2 separate regions of the Homo sapiens genome follow, and region 2 is linked to region 1. Evidence: chromatin loops called from intact Hi-C (ENCODE). Cell type or tissue: lower leg skin. All regions are shown on one strand. Each heading gives the region's core, and the rest is flanking DNA. Links, peaks and the distances in the headings are about the cores only.

Evidence for each region. A loop is a pair of places that touch in the nucleus more often than their neighbours do. Peaks named below come from ENCODE experiments on the same cell type or tissue, not always from the same donor. Only the 100,000 strongest peaks of a DNase experiment are listed, where the experiment ranks them.
Region 2: a loop joins it to region 1, with 14 times the contacts of the local background. A loop is called at or near these places in 1 of 110 quality-filtered maps.

The regions. Positions count from the first base shown.
Region 1 is chrX:150,394,159-150,399,536 of GRCh38, reverse strand. The region is part of intron 1 of MAMLD1 (mastermind like domain containing 1); the gene reads right to left. Among named protein-coding and RNA genes, the nearest start is that of MAMLD1, 34 kb to the right of the region's middle. In lower leg skin, for the core only: no CTCF peak of the experiment used is centred there; no DNase peak of the experiment used is centred there.
Region 2 is chrX:150,468,374-150,473,751 of GRCh38, reverse strand. It overlaps MAMLD1 (mastermind like domain containing 1), which reads right to left. Exons shown (of 8, transcript NM_005491.5): 4 at 2,262-4,007; 5 at 1-72. Among named protein-coding and RNA genes, the nearest start is that of MTM1, 98 kb to the left of the region's middle. In lower leg skin, for the core only: no CTCF peak of the experiment used is centred there; a DNase peak (open chromatin) is centred at 3,192.

The sequences.
Region 1 (5,378 bases), core at 194-5,193:
GGATTAAGGTTTACCCTAATGGCCTCTTCTTAACTTGATTACATCTGCAAAGATCCTATTTCCCAGTAAACTCACATTCACGGGTTCTAAGGGTTAAGATTTCAATGTATTGTTTTGGGGGACACAATTCAACTCACAGCCCAATTCAAGTCCTTGTGTTGAATACCATCCACAGTTGCCGATGATAATATTTCTATCACAGATTCCAGCCCGCATCTCTGTATGAGTGACACATCATTCAAATCTGTCTTTGGAGTAATAGCCATCTGTTAATTCTGCCTCTCAACCGTCTGCCAGGTCTGTGTCCTTCCACTGCCCCGGTTTATCCTCATCATCTCTTCCCTGGACTCCTGCCACAGCCACCTCCCAGGGGGCTTCCCCTGCCTCCAGTCTTGGCTTTCCCATTTGTCCTCCATACTGTGGTAGAGAAACCTTTCCACAACACTGCTCTGACCATCTTCCTTGCTTGAAAATATGGTGGCTTCCCACTTTCTCCAGGGAAAGTTCCAAAGGTTTACCAGCATGTCATACTCAGTGCTTAGCACAGTACCTAGCACAGAGAGGGTGCTTAGGGAAGTGTTTGTAGACTGACTTCTGGCTAAAGAGACCAGAGAAAGATTTCCAGCAGAAGTGACATCTGAGTGGGACCCTAAAGAGTGCATGAGATTCTGATAAGGGAAGAAGACAGAGTGGGAGATGCAGACATGGATAAAAAAGAACTGCCCTACAGGAACTAACCTTCTATAAATAATTACACCATAAGGCTGCAAGCACTCTGTACCTTCTATGTCATAGGACATAGAAATGTCCTATGAGAGTTCACGGAGGAGGTAGTAATCTATAGTCTGCTTTGTATTTATAGTCATTGGTGTTATATTGAGTTATTGGTCTGATAGCAGTGTGTATATCTCTATATCCCAATTGTGTCAAGTGCTTAGTAGCATCCATTATTGAGTCCACACTGAGAGTACCCCAGGGTAATTACTATCACTGACAGCCTTCCTACTGAAAATACCAGTGCTCCCAGTTCCCTGCAACCCCCACTGATACAGCAGGAAAGAAGGAATATCCACAACTAATGTTCGTATGGACCTTTGGAAAGCTAGTGTATTTTTGCTCCTTCGTTCCCTGTCTTCTTCTTCTTCTTCTTCCTCTTCTTCTTCCTCTTCCTCTTCCTCTTCCTCTTCCTCTTCCTCTTCTTCTTCTTCTTCTTCTTCTTCTTCTTCTTCTTCTTCTTCTTCTTCTTCTTCTTCTTCTTCTTCTTCTTCTTCTTCTTCTTCTTCTCCTTCTCCTCCTTCTCCTTCTTCTCCTCTCTCTGTGGTAAGCCATGAAGTGGTAGATGTAGGCTGGGGCCAGCATCACAAAATGCGATGGATATTAGGTGAAAAATTTTACCCTTCAGTCTGTGTGTGCTGGAACCTGGCAGAACTGTTGCAGAAGGGTCACTGTGGGTGGAGTGGGTGCTGAGCAAGCACGGGGTGATAATTTTAGAAAGAAGGGGATGGATTTGACTGACATATACATGGAAAAGTATGTGATGATCAAAATGGCCAGAAATAAAATGGGCTGCCTCATAAGGTAGTAAGTTACCTGTCCCTGGAAATATATGTCCAAGCATATGCCATGAAACTTCTTAATGGGGATGTTGAATAGTGAATTTAGGCATCAGAAATGAGGTTATGATAGATGACTTGATGGTTCCATCTAACACATAGATTTCATGACCATAGCTTCCAGAATGCTAGAGAATTATTAGGACTGAATGACCAATTAGCTGGTAAGGGGGTGTAGAGGGATGAGTCAGAAATAAATTCAGTGTCTGGTGAGTGTCCAAGTGAGGGTTGGAGTGATCAGGGAAGAACACAAGTTGACCTTTGCACACATTGAGTTGAAGGTATGAGAGGACTAGCTAAATGGGTAGGTGGGATGAACTGTCACAAATCTGGGTCTGGGCTCAGGTGATAGGGCTAAGATCCAGATTTGAAAGTCACTAGTTTATTCCATATTCCCAAACAACCATGAAAGGGGAATACACAATAGGAAATAAAACCTTATCTACAAAAAAAATCATCCTTAGAAATAAACGTGACATGCAGTGTACAAAACCTCTACAAAGGACATTCTAAAACACTCCTGAAAGATGCAAAAGTAGACATGAATGAATGGAAAGACACACCTTGCTCTTGAATAGGAGGACTCAACATCATAAAGATGTCAGTTCTGTTTAACAATTTATACATATAAGATGAAATCTCAATTTTTAAAATACCAACAAGTTTTTTAATTTTGCTAGACAATTTGATACTAAATTCCATATGGAAAAAAATAAAACATAAAAGAAGAGCCAGGAAAACATACTATAGGTCACTTCTGGTTCTGACCAATATGAAGTAGCCTTACTTCTCCCATGTCTCTCTCCTTACAACTAAACAAACCTGGAGACATTGCACGACAATGTGAATATACTTAACAATACTGAACTATACACTTGCAAATGATTAAGATAGTAAATTTTATGTCATATGCATTTTACCACAATTTAAAGTGTTTTAAAAAGCAAACTACAGAAACAAACAAAAATCTGGGCATAACATAATAAAAAAGCATAAAAAGCCTCTAGAAAGTAGAAAGAAAAGGTGACCAACCTAGAGTCCTAGACTTGGGAAATAACATAGCAATGAGTTCCATAGGTTTCCATATTGACTCCCATATATTCTGGACAGGACACTACAGAAGCTTCCAACATGGAACTGTCAACAGGCACAGGCAAAAGAAAAACAACAAAAAACAAAACAAAGAAATAAAAACCCCACACAGGTAGGACGTAGCTGAGCTCAACACCAACACCATCGACTGGATATAACTGACATTTACCAAACAACAGTAGATACACATACTTCTTAAGCTCATATGGAACATTCACCAAGATGGATCTCATTCTGGGCCATAAAATAAACTTTTCCAAATTTAGAAGAACAGAATTCATACAATGTCTGCTCTCAGACCACGATGGAATTAAACTAGAGATCAAGAATAGAAAGATAATGGGAAAACGCCAAAACTCATGGAGATTAAACAACACATTTCTAAATAACACATGGGTCAAAAATCTCAGGAGAAGTTGAAAATATATTTTGAAGAAAATGAAAACACAACTTATCAAACTTTGTGTACTGCAGCAAAATCAGTGATAAAGAAGAAATTTATAGCTTTGAATGTAAATATTAGAAAAGAAGAGGCTAGGTAGGCATGGTGGCTCACACCTGTAATCCCATCACTTTGGGAGGTTGAGCTGGGAAGATCACTTGAGGTCAGGAGTTCAAGACCAGTGTGGGCAGCATAGCAAGACAAGCCTCCACAAAAAAAAAAAAAAAAAAAAAAAAAAAATTAGCCAGGTATGGTGGTGCATGCCTGTAGTCCCAACTACTCAGGAGGCTGAGGTGGGAGGATTGCTTGAGTGCACAAGTTTGAGATTACAGTGAGCTATGATCGCACCATTGCACTCCAGCCTGGGCAAAAACTGAGACCCAGTCTCAAAAAAGAAAAAAGAAAAAAAAAAGCACATTAAACCCTAAGTAAGCAGAATAAAATATATAATACAAATTAGAGCAGAAATTAAAAACAGGAAATCAATAGAGAAAAATCATTGAAACCAAAAGCTAGTTTATTAAAAAGATCAATAAAGTTGATAAGCCTCTGGACAAAGCTAAGGAAAAAAAGAGAACATGACCTATTAATATTATAAATGAAAGTGGGGACATCATTACAGACCCCATGGACATTCAAAGCATAATAAAATAATACTGTGAACAACCCTAGGCTCACCAGTTTGATAACCTAGATAAAATGAGCCAATTTCTTGAAAGACACAATCTGCCAAACCTCACACAAGCAGAAATATACAATCAAAACAAACCTGTATCTATTAAAGAAATTGAATCAATAGTTAATAACCTTTCCAAACAGAAGGCGCCAGGCCTGGATGGGTTCACTGGTGAGTTCTACATAACACTTAAGGAAGAAATGACACAAATTCTCTACATTATCTTGCAGAGAATAGAAGCAGAGAGAATATGTTATAACTCAATTTAATGAGGCCAGCAACACCCTAATACAAAAACCAGACAAAGACATTACAAGGAAAGAAAACTACAGATTCCTATCTGTCATGAACATAGATGGAAAAATGTTCAATGAAATACTGATGAGTCAAATCCAATAATGTATAAAAACAATTATATACTATGACCAAATGGAATTTATCCTAGGTATGCAAGACTGATTATACATTTAAAAACCAATTAACGTCATCCATCACATCAGCAGGCTATAGAGGAAAAATCACATGATCATATCAATAGATGCAGAAAAGCCATTTAACAAAATCCAACACCCATTCATGATAAAAACTCTCATTAAACTCAGAATTGAGAACTTCCTCAACTTGAAAAAGAATATTTACAAAAAAAAACTGCTACTATCATACTTAATGGTAAGAGACTAGAAGCTTTCCTACTAAGATTGGGAACAAGGCAAGTATGTCCACTCTCATCATTCCTTTTCAACATTGTTCTGGAAGTCTTAGCTAAAGCAATAAGACAAAAAAAGGAAACAAAAGGTACACCCATTGGGAACGCAGAAATAAAACTGCCTTTGTTTGCAGATGACATGATCCTCTATGTAGAAAATCTGAAAGAATCAACAACAACAGCAACAAAACCATTGGAACCAATAAGTCATTATAGCAAGGTTACAGGACACAAGGTCAATCACATTCTTACATACCAGCAATAACAAGTGGAATTTAAAATTAAAAAAAACCATATTACTGTTTATATCAGCACCCCCAAAATGAAATACTTACATATAAATCTAAGAAAATACGCACAAGATCTATATAAGGAAAACAAAAAATCTGATGAAAAAATCAAAGAACTAAATAAATGGAAAGAGATTCCATGTTCATGAATAGGAAGACTCAATATTGTTAAGATGCCAGTTTTTCCCAATTTGATCTATAGATTCAGTGCAATCCCAATCAATACTCCAGCACATTCTTTTGTGGACACCAACAAACTTATTTTAAAGTTTATGTGGAGAGGCAAAAGATCCAGAATAGTTAGTAAAATATTGACAGAGAAGAACAAAGTCAAAGGACTGACACTACCTGACCTCAAGACTTACTATAAAGATAGAATAATCAAGACAGTGTGCTACTGGTAAAAGAATATACAAATAGATCAATGCAGCAGAATGGAGAACCCAGAAATAGACCCACAGGAATATACTCAACTGTTCTTTGACAAAGGAGCAAAGGCAGTAAAATGGAGCAAAGATAGTCTGTTCAACAAATAGTGCTAGAACAACTGGACATTGAT
Region 2 (5,378 bases), core at 155-5,154, 74 kb before region 1:
AGAGTTCCCGTGTTGATGCTGGGGCTTCACCGAGCTAGCTGCAGAAGTCCATGCAAACAGATGGCAACAGCCCTATAATAAAATCAAACCAAAGTGCTCCTGAACTGCAGACCAGGGCCCGAGCCCCAGGTGGCCTGCCGTGTCCTATGTGCTTTGCCTATCTCCACACCGCTCCCCCGGCCACCCCCATGGGAGCTCTGCTTGCCGCATGGTCTATCAAACGACCAACTCCCTGGTGTCAAGCACTCTGCATGGTTATGCTCCAGGAAACCTGGATGGAAAAGACACAACCTCTGTACTCTAGGGGTTGCCACAGGTGTGCTCATACAGAGCTCTTAAATAAGAGGTCAGCCCTTGACAGGTGCTTCCCTTGGGCCAGGTCTCTGGCCAAGCACTTTATAATCTCCTCCTTGACCACTCTCCAGAAGAGGGAGGCACAGTGGGAAATGGAAGTACTGAGGACAGTCATGGAAAAGCTTCCTGGAGGGATGGTGCCTGAGCCCTAAGTAGCTGCAGGTGTTGGACAGGAGAGAAAATGTGGGAAGGGATGACCAGGCCCAGGGAACGGCCAGAGTAAAGGCTGAGACCAGATGGCGTGGGCCAAGTGCTGCAGGCACTTCTGGGTAATAGAAACAAAGTGCAAGGCAGGGCCTGATGGATGCTGAAGGGCCCAGGAGGCTGGTGGGGCCAGCTTATGGGCCTCTGGGGACTTCTGAGCAAGTGTAAAACATGATCAGGTCACTGTTTTAGCAAGACGACTCAGAGCAATGGATGGTTTATTGGGAGAGACCAGTTAAGGGTCAACTGTATGAGTTCAGATAAAGAATCAAGAGGACCTGAACTTGGGCAAGGATGAGAGGAATGGGAAGGAGGGATGGTAGATGGTGACTGAGTATTCTGTGTAGGCACATGTGTGACCTGGCCCCACTGAACCCTGCCTCCTGGTATTTACACCCTCATGCAATCTCCTCTGGCTTACATCTCATGAATAGAATACAGCAAAAGTGGTGGGATGTTACTTTCTAGACCAGGTCATAGAGACTGTGACTTCTGACTTGCTGGCACTATCCCTCCTCCCTCTCTCCCCATTACCCTGCTTCACTGGCACACTCTCTCATGCTCACTCAGATGAAGCCAGCTGCCATGTTGTGAGATGCTCTGTGAAGAGACCGTGTGGCAAGGAACTGAGGGAGGCCTCTGGCCAATAGCTCATGAGAAACCGAGGCCTCAGTCCAACAACCTGCAAGGAACTGCTTCCTGCCAGCAACCACATGAGTGGGCTTGGAAGCAGATCCTTCCCCACTGAGCCTTGAGATGACTGCAGCCTTAGGAGATACTCAGCCAGAAGACTCAGTTAAACCATGCCAGGATTCCTAACACCCAGAAATCAGGATGTGGTGGTAACGTATGCATATGGTTCGAAGCTGGTGCTTGGGGTAATTTGTTATGCAGCCACAGATAACTAATACAGGCAGGGGTCACAGAAATGAAAACTGGGAACTGTGATAGACACGACCCAGGTGGAATCAGCTGCATTTCATGATTGAAAAGCCTGGAGGAGATGAGGGAGGGTGAGAAGTCAAAAGTAATTTCAAGAAGAGCACAGGCTCTGGAGTGAGACCACCTGGCTTCAAGTTCCTGCTCTGTCCCTTGCGAACTATGTGACTCTGGGCAAGTCTTTCAACTCTCTGAGCCTCAGTTTCTTCATTTGTAAAATGGAGATGATGAGAGTGACTACCTTGCAAATACCTGTCTTTTTCCTTTCACGACCTGACTGAGTATCCAGCACAGTGACAAATGGCATGCTGAGGTTGCTCAGCAAAAGTTTGCTGTGGCATTTCTAGAAGGCTCAGTGTTTGTCCTTCTGCCAGCAGGGATAAGATTAAATGCTTCAGTGCAATTTCCTTACATCTTAAGAAGGATTCACTAGTCTTTCTACATGGCCCAGTGCAGGGAAGGCATTTCTGTATTCGGACTTGTCCCACCTGGCTCCTTCCACCGGGAGCACCTTGTGGGTGCAGCTCTCCTTCTAGGGAAGTTAGGTGACTTGAACAGGCACTGAAACCATAACCTTGGCCTTATTAACACTGTGCTTTTAACCACACAGGATTAGCTGACTTCAGTAGACTTTTTCAGAGTCTTTTCCAGTCTCAGAGAGAACTATAGCCTGGATTTACCCTCCAGAGCCAGATATTGGCAACATGAAACACAGTTGTTACTTCCAAAACAAAAGAACACAGCCAGATATGAGATTGTCTTACCTGTCTGGGCAGAGCAGGCATGGAATCTGAGGCCACTGATCGCTGAAAACGCTGGGGTTGCTGCATCATCTGCTGCAGAAGGAATGAAGAATGGTCAGGCTGCTGCTGCTGTTGCTGCTGCTGCTGCTGCAGCTGCAAGGTGGCAGTGGCCGTGGAGGAGGCAGTGGCTGAGGAGGCCTGCGTTGGTGTCGGCTGCTGCAGGTAGTGGAGCAGGGAAGGCTGCCTAGAGGTGGTAGGCATGGAGGGCATCTTCTGGGGACCCGGCTCAGAAACAAAATGGGACAAGGGCTTGGTGTTGCCAAAAGTAAATGGCTCCGTGGCTCCTGGGCTGGAGCTTGCCATCCCCTGCTGCATGATCATGCTCAGGGTTTTGGATGAGTTGCTGCTTATGGGCTTAAAGATCACATTTGCTTGCTGCTGCTGCTGCTGCTGCTGCTGTTGCTGGCTTAGAAGATTACTGGTGGGAGTGAGGCTTCGGATCAGGGAACACTGTGGGGTGAAGGACTGCTGTGGCAAGCCTGGGCTAGAGAGCTTCTCTGGGCGATAGGGTGGGGACGGCCCAGGGTTGCTGGCAGGCAGAGCAGACATCAGGTGTCCTTGAGGGGTTTTGATGGTAGAGGACATGAGGTTGGCAAGAATGGAGCTCTGAGGGCCGAACTGCGGCTGTTGAGTGAGAGCAGGGCTGGGGAGCTTCTCAGGAGCATAGGGCATGGCGGGCCCCAGGGCAGCATTGCTGCTGGACGTCATGCTTGACAGTAAGGCATTGGGAGAGCCTCGGAGAGTGCTACCCGACAAGGTATTGGACGACATGCAGGACACCATGAGGCTCTGGGGGCTGAATGGGGGTGGTGGTGGTGGCAGTGGCAGCGGTGGTGGGTGTGGTGATGGCACTGGGCGGTAAGGTGGAGAGAGTCCTGGAGGAGGCAGACCAGACCAACTGGGGGTGGGCCCTTGCTGCTTTGTAGCAGACCCCTGCTTGCTGGCTGCCAACGCCTTCAGCTGGTGGGCGTGATGCCACTGAGGCACTGGTAAGGGGGGCAGAGCGACAGGGAGCATGGCCTGGACCTGGCTCTTGGACTGTGCCATTGAAGAACTCGGTGACACTATCTGCTTACTGGTGGAAGGAATCGAATAGCTGATCCCTGTGGAGGAGGATGGGATCTGAAGTGACATGCCAGTAACTTGGCTGCAACTAGAAGCAAACTCCTTGCTGGAAGCCAGGCTCTCCAAGTGTGACATCTGAACCGAAGGCTTGGGAGTTGTGCTTAGGGTTGCCTGGGGATGATCTAAAACCAGTGGCTCTTCTGGCTTCGTCCCCAGTATCTTCTCAAGATCTAGCTCATTTGGAGAAGGGTCTTGAATTTTGGTGAGCTCCTCTAGCAGCTCTTGAAGCTCCTGGTCTACAGCCGGCACGCTGTTGATTTTCTCATAGTAAGGAACAGTGGGCCCTTTCAGTCCCACTTCTGTAGTCTGTGGTACTACAAATGGTGAGCCCATGATGTTGCCATTCATAGGGTTATTCTCCAGCAGTAATGACTGGCCAGCCACTCCCATAGCCGCAGGGCTAGGATTTATTGTCAATGGAGGGACCTGCAGTTCTGCACAAGCAGTACTAGGATGAGCACCTGGGCCCATTGCAAGGGTGACATCTTCAAGGCAAGGCCTCTTAATTTTATTAGGGTAGCCCCCATCAGCCATGTCTGGAAACTGGAAGTGGTCTTCTTCTTGTCTCCTCTTAACAGTTCCCTGTGAATGGAAGAGAAGAGAAGAGGAGAAGAGAGGAGAGGAGAAGGGAAGAGAGGTGACACACACACACACACACACACACACACACAGAGAGAGAGAGAGAGAGAGACAGAGAGAAAGAGAGAGAGAGAGAGAGAGGAATTTTTATAAAGGTTTGGCACATTAAAGCTAATGAACAGGAAATGTGCATGATAAAACAGACCTCTCAGTTTAAAGACTTATAGTTGTGAAAACTATAAAATACAGCCTGTCTTTGGAACCATAGTGCTTATTTATTCATTATTATGTTTCATCTAAACTGTCTAATTACATTTCAAATAAGGCATTATGTTGTCTGTATACTAAAACGGGATAGAACGTTATGCAAAGGGTAATCTGCCCACTTCAAGGAGAGTTCAACAAAACTATGCAGAAGTCACTAAATGAACCATGCTGCCAAAGGCAGGCATTGGAGAGAAAACTAGAAGTAGCTAAATAGTTTTAATTCTTTCCTGTCTACAGACACATAGATTTTAACGAAGGAATACCATAGTATAGAATTGAACTTTTAGGCTGCCTTCTAGTCTTGGTTAAATGCATCAGGCTGCAGTGGTAAAATTGAATACAACAGAGCCCTTACAGGAAAGAAGTAGATCTGGATGTGTTTTCTTGGGGAGCTGTTTAAAATACTGTTTTTGGGAAAGCACAAGTTTCAGAACAGTCATTGTAGGCATCGTATTCATTGTTCCATTTATTTTTACACACACACACACACACACACACACACTCTCACACATTGCTATGTGTACACAAAAATAATTTGGAAGAACCTATACCCAACAATTTGGAGTGGTCATTTATTTGGGATGACTGGCAATTCCCTTTCTATTCTCTTCATTTCTGCTTGTTTGTCTTTAACGAGAACGACTCATAATCCAAAAATTTAAAAAAGTATAAAGTTATCTAAATAAGAAATTTTCCTCTGAAGATGCATCCTCAGGTTGGGGAGATATTAAACAATGAGAAAAGGCCCCAATCTGGGATCTGAACCTTGGGGGAGCTGCCCATCATTTATAGAAGCACAGCCTTTGGGAACAAAGCAAAGTCACTAGCAATGTGAGACTTCCTACTCTTCATGGCTTCATACAGTCATCCATCGCTGTTGTGTTAATGACCATGACCTGTATGTTAGCAGGTAAATGGGAAAGGAAGTGGGGGCAAAGGAGTATGTGCAGGAATGATCAAAATAAGGAAAGGAAGAGAGGGATCTGGAAATCACCTGAATGCCGATAGGTGAACAGGTAGAATTCTTTTAAAGCTTCCCCCACCCGGTACCCCCCAAATAACCCCTTTCCAGCTTTGGAAGTTTCACTAGGACATACAGTGCTCATC